2 separate regions of the Mus musculus genome follow, and region 1 is linked to region 2. A link is a loop called in an ENCODE intact Hi-C map of the cell type or tissue named here. Cell type or tissue: gastrocnemius. All regions are shown on one strand. Each heading gives the region's core, and the rest is flanking DNA. Links, peaks and the distances in the headings are about the cores only.

The links. A loop is a pair of places that touch in the nucleus more often than their neighbours do. Peaks named below come from ENCODE experiments on the same cell type or tissue, not always from the same donor. Only the 100,000 strongest peaks of a DNase experiment are listed, where the experiment ranks them.
Region 1: a loop joins it to region 2, with 2.2 times the contacts of the local background. A loop is called at or near these places in 2 of 42 quality-filtered maps.

Annotation. Positions count from the first base shown.
Region 1 is chr5:148,660,090-148,662,890 of GRCm38, reverse strand. No RefSeq gene overlaps it. Among named protein-coding and RNA genes, the nearest start is that of Gm36140, 28 kb to the right of the region's middle. In gastrocnemius, for the core only: a CTCF peak has its summit at 1,560 (motif pointing right); DNase peaks (open chromatin) are centred at 287, 547 and 1,583; H3K4me3 peaks cover 719 bases; H3K27ac peaks cover 691 bases.
Region 2 is chr5:148,791,836-148,794,636 of GRCm38, reverse strand. Gm36405 (a long non-coding RNA gene) reads left to right here. Exons shown (of 3, transcript XR_377235.2): 3 at 1-320. Among named protein-coding and RNA genes, the nearest start is that of 4930505K14Rik, 15 kb to the right of the region's middle. In gastrocnemius, for the core only: a CTCF peak has its summit at 1,366 (motif pointing right); DNase peaks (open chromatin) are centred at 1,370 and 1,831; H3K4me3 peaks cover 350 bases.

The DNA.
Region 1 (2,801 bases), core at 10-2,509, 130 kb after region 2:
ACATATTTTTCACACACAGAAACCTAAGCTGCTGGTGCCCAGCACAGAAGGAACACGAGTGTGAAATTACAGCCCTCAGGCTGTCTGTATTCCCGCCCCCCCCCCAACAGTAAGCGCACACCGTGTTATGAATAATAAAGCCGTATCCTTGTAGCTCTCTTTCTCTGCGGAATATGGAGCAGTTTGCCAACACAATTATATCAATGCTTACAATATTTATATAAGGCAGGCATGAGGCGCCACATCTCTCCGGGACTCCGCCAGCCCTCGCGTGCGGGAGGGATACAGGCGTTTCCCCAGCTCAGCAGCTCTTGCCTTGGTAAATCCTCGCCTCATCCCTGCTTTAAAAAAAAATACACCACGTGGATGGAGAGAATGGAGAATATTGAGATGTTTTGCTTTGCCAGCTGAGAAAGAGGAAACTAGTGTGTCTCCGAGATACATCTGAGAAGGGTCGAATGTGTTCCAGACACTCGGAGCACCCAAGCCATCTGCTCCTGGCTCTGTCTCCTCTGGCTATTCAAGATCCTTGTGCTGGGCAGATTCCAGCTGGTCTCAACGCCAGGGGCTCATCCCCCTGTCTCAACGCCAGAGGCTCATCCTCAGCAACTCGGAAGGGAGCTAGACAGCAGGGACTCTAGGCAGATCTGCAACAAAGTCACAGGATTTTTCAAGTGTTGGTGCCAGAGCTGCGGACCTACTGAGTGAGGTCTGTAGTCCTTTCTAGGCTCCCTCCCACCCTCTCTCCCTTCCTTTGTGAGTCTCAGAGCCTTTCTTCAGCTTCTTCAAAAGCCACACTGCTGACTAAGACCCTCTTATTCACATTTTTTTTCTCACCAGTGTGTGTGTGTGTGTGTGTGTGTGTGTGTTTTCAGTCCAAGGCATAGAAAGTCCTTTAGTAAAAGGTGGTTCAGCTTTTCAATACTGAGACTGCGCAGAGCCTCATAAACCTTCTTGGTTTGTCAACCCATAGAAAATCAAGGATGAGTGGGCAAAGGCATGGTCTCTATAGTGATGTTTACTGTGCTCATGCAGTCCATGTAAGGTATGGTCTCTATAGTGACGTTTATTGCAATAATGTTGGTCGAGCCAGGTAAAAGTGGTGCTTCGTTTCACACTTTTAAGTGTGTAGCAGAGGCAGGGGGTGAGCGTATTGGGCAGATGGGTGTGATGGTGTGCATGTGGAGGATAGAAGACATCCTTGGGCATCCTCTTCACCTTCTATATGTTGTTCAATGCTGCATACTCCAGGTTTTGCTGGCCTATGAGCTTCTGGGAACTCTCCTGTATCCAACTTCCATCTCGTCTTAGGAGCACTGGAATTATAGCATGGTCACATCTGGCTTTGCTTGGGTTCTGGGATTCCGACTTTACTCACTGAGTCCATCTCCCAGGCCTCATTTTACTGTCTTGGAAAAAGTTGCTAAAACTTGGATTAAATCCTATGTTTGCTCATTACTCTTAGATGCAGTGTTTGTGTTTTTTCTTGTTTGTTTTGTTATTTCATGGACATGAGCACTTTGCATGTATGCATGTGCACCATGTGCATGCAATTCCCAAGGAGACCAGAAGAGGGCGGCAGATTCCCCGGAACTGGATTCACAGATGCTTGTGAGCTGCCACGTGTGTGCTGGGAACTGAAGCCAGGTCTCCTGCAAGGGCAGCCAGCGTTCTTCACCACTGAATGAATCACTTCTCCAGCCCCACTGGTTTGAACCCTTGTTCAAAGGGTTTAAGAAACTGGTGGGAGGCATACAGACCTTGTTTGTTTAATTTTCAGTTAAAGTATCACTGGACCTCATCTGGGGGCTTTAAGGGTAGCTTGGCTGTTGTTCTCTTTGGCTGGAGTCCCTGACTCCACTCTCACTCACAGCTGCTGCAGGAGGAGTTCCGGGAGGCTGGGATGGGGGCTGCCCTTTGTGTTACTGTACCCCAGCTCCTACACCCTGCCTAGCGCACAATGGGGACCAGATGAGCTTTTGTTGAATGACAGGGGGTCGGGGGGATGCAGGCCACCTGAGTTGCTATGCCTTAGTTACTGTCCTGTTGCTATGAAGAGACACCATGACCAAGGCAACTTATAAAAAGAAACTTTTTATTTAGTTGGGGGTTTGCTTGCAGTTTCAGAGGGTTAGTCCATGATCAGCATGGTGTGGGGCATGGCAGCCAGCAGGCAAGCAGGCAGGCAGGCAGGGATGGTGTTGGAGCAGTTGCTGAGTGCTTACATCTGGTCTGCAGGATGTAGGCAGAAACCTATCATGGGCTTCTGGAACCTCAGAGGCCACACCCCCAATGACACACCTCCTCCAACGAGGTTAGGTTACATCTCCTAATCCTTCCTAAATAATCCGCCAACTAGGAACCAAATATCCAAATATATGAGCCTACGGGAGTCATTCTTACTTAAGTCACACACATGGAAGATGGCTAAAGACACTGTACTGGGATCAGAGCACAGGAAGGATTGGCTGGGGCAAAAGAAGATGGGAGGAGGAAGCAGACGTCTTTGTGTTCTTGCCCAGGTGCCTCAGTTCATCTGTGACCGAGCATTCAGCACACACACACACACACACACACACACACACACACACACTGTTTCCAGAGATGCTCACTGTGCATCAGACACAACTACATTCCAGGAACACCAGAAGCATGGGTTACACTGTATGTCCCCAAGAGTTCAGTGCATGGCAGCAGCAGCTTTCTGAACTAAAAATGTGTTAAAGATGGAACTGAATCACCTTTTTTTTAAAAAAATTACTTATTATTGTGTGCATGCTGTGGAGTGTGTGTGGAGGTCA
Region 2 (2,801 bases), core at 202-2,701:
GACCATGGCTCAGGAGGGCCTTGATGGGCAGGCGGCGAGTGGGTCACAGAGTCACTAATGGCCCCGCCGTCCGCCACCTGCCGCCAGCCGCCTGCCGCCGGATGAGGAAATGGCCCTGCCCAGGCATCGATCTTGGAAGCAGCTGAGCTGAGCTGTGGTTCCAGGGAGGCTGCCTGCTCCAGAGGCCTTCCCATGTCCAGTCCTAAGGCCCTGCACACTTCCTGCCTCCCTCCCTTGCTTGTTTGCTTCAGTCCACCTATCTTTCCTTCCTCGATGTTTCTAACCCCAGGTTACTGTGTGTGTGCCCTCAATAAAGCCATCATCCTCAAGGCGCTTGTCTGGAAGCAAGTCTCTCAGCTCTCCACAGATTGCGGGCAGGGGGGGGGGCGCTTTCTACTGACACTCAGTAACCAGCTTCCCTTTTCTCTACATAAGGTCCAGAGGGGGTCTGAACAGGTTTCCTTGTGGGAAATCTGGTACCATTGTGCCCACACTCTTGCTAAGGCTGATCCTAGAGCATGAAGTAGGTGCTGCAAGCCAGTCATTGTGCTAGGGACCCCCCTACTCCCCAAAGGCATTTCATTCCCAATTCGCTGGACCACTCTTTTTTCACAGAGGCCAAAATCTCTGGCAAGAGCCTACTTAGTGGCAGCTCAACTCCCTCCACCGAGACAGGGTCTCCTGTGTCTTCGCACACCTTGCCTAGGAGAGAAATCAGAGCTAGATTATGCTACCTAGGCTGCCGCAGATTGCCCGCTTCCTCTAGCCTGCTCCTTCCCACAAGACTGGAGATGGAGATGGATGTAGAGGCAGCCTGCTTTCTCCTAAGCCCGTTCATGGCTTCTCATCGTGTTCATCTCCCTTTGTGCCTACGTGTTTGTAATAAAATACCCATAAACACATCGTTAACATTGGATAGGGACACCCTAAAAGGTGTGTTTGGACTTAATCTCTTTACGGGCCTCATCTCAGAGTTATGTTCGTTTGGAAGCACTAGTGAATCTTGGTGGGGGAATGTGATACCATTCAGTCCCTAACAGAGGCCTAAATAAGTTTTAGGTATATGAGGTCACATTCTGCAAGACGTGCAGGCTATCTTTATCTCCTATGCAAACGAACCAATTTCTGTAAACATTTTTTCTAAAAGCAGTTGTTGAACAGAAATATCCAAACACTAGGTACACTGCCTTAAGTAATTGTTTTTAAGTCATGTGTTTGGAGTTTTGTTCAAGAAAAATAATGTGTGAAATCCACTTTATAAATCAGCCGCTTTAGAAAAATGTCTGTCTTGGAAGCCAATTTTTCTCTCCTCTATCAACAAACCTTTCCAAGTGAAGGTTTAAGCGGGAGGGTGTAGTACAGGCAAATGGGCACGAGGTGGCGCCCTAAGTAGCGGCAAGGAGCAGGCAAAATGCATCAGGCTCTGGATTTGGTTTGAATGAAGAATGTATTCATTCAACATGTATTCAGTCCTTGTTGATTGAAGCTTTAGGGTTGGAGCTTTGCAATGTCAGGATCTTGCAGCAGAAACGACCTGTTTAGATTCTTATCTACTTATTTTCTAGGCTATTGTTTGACCCAGATATTTGCCTCTGCCCAGCTTGCTGGGTGAAGTGAGGTTAGGTCTGTAGCTGATTTGCATCTTTAAGCGCTGTCCGGAACTGGTCAGCTGGATCTGCAGTCAAGTTTGGGCGTGCTCTTCGTCAACAGCTCCTCCCTCCGTTTTCTTTGTCCATTGAAAAAAAAAGTTGCATCCTTCACTGATTCCCTGCCCAAGCTGCAGGTGTCACCACACAAATTGGGCAGTCTCCAATCGTTCCTCCCCTGACGGTTGTTCTCTGGCTTTCTCCTTCCATGCACGGAGAACTGGTTTTGTTTCCCTTGACATCTTGTTTCCACCTCAGCTACGTGGAGGAAGAGTCGCAGTGTTTGTTTATTCCTCTGGTTCCCCTTTCCTCCTGATGGTAAGAGCAGGTCCCTTTGGGCCCCCAGCTCCCACCAGGAGCACCCCACCCCCAGCTCTACTAGGAACCCTTTCTGGGTTTTAGCATCGCCTTCTGTACCTGCCCCTTGAGGTTTCAGTAGGAAGCAGCTTCCTGCATGGACACCCAGGGGTTGGTTTGCCTCTGTCTATCTCTGTAAACTTCTGGAAACATCTTTATTAATTTCTCTCCAGTCAACCCTTAGAGGTGTTAGCTCTTCCTGCAAGGTTTTGATTGAGTCACAGAACCAGAAAACCCTCTTTGTGCCTCCATTTCTCTTCTTTTAAGTGAGAATTCATATCCACCTTGTTAATGAGGATCTTCTCTAACAATGACTATAAGCCAAGTGACATCTGAAACCTGTTAACTTCTCTGTACAAGCCTCTGTAATCATCAGAGTGAGCGTCACAGACTAGGTCCTTGGTCCAATGTCTTCCTTCACTTATGCTAATTTTTGTATTAATGGGCAGGTTAATGGGTGCCTTTATGCCGAAGCACCAAAGCATCACAGAAGATTGTCACAACCGTGCTAGTCAACGCTGCGGTCCTGACTACAGACGCAGAGGCCAGACTGCCAGAACCCCAGGCCCTTATGAGTGTTATGTGCTGTGTTTCCTGGCGTATACTAGCCTGTTGCTTCCTCTTTTCCATCTTGCCGACTCCTTCCACCTGCAAAACAGAAGCTGCCCGAGTCCAGCTGTTGTTTATATGGAGGTACATCAAGGCCAGGGAGAGCAAACATTTAACAGGGGCTCTGCTGGGGGCCGGGAGCAGCCTCTGAGTGTCCTTTGCTCCTTTGGTAGCTGGACACTGGGTCCT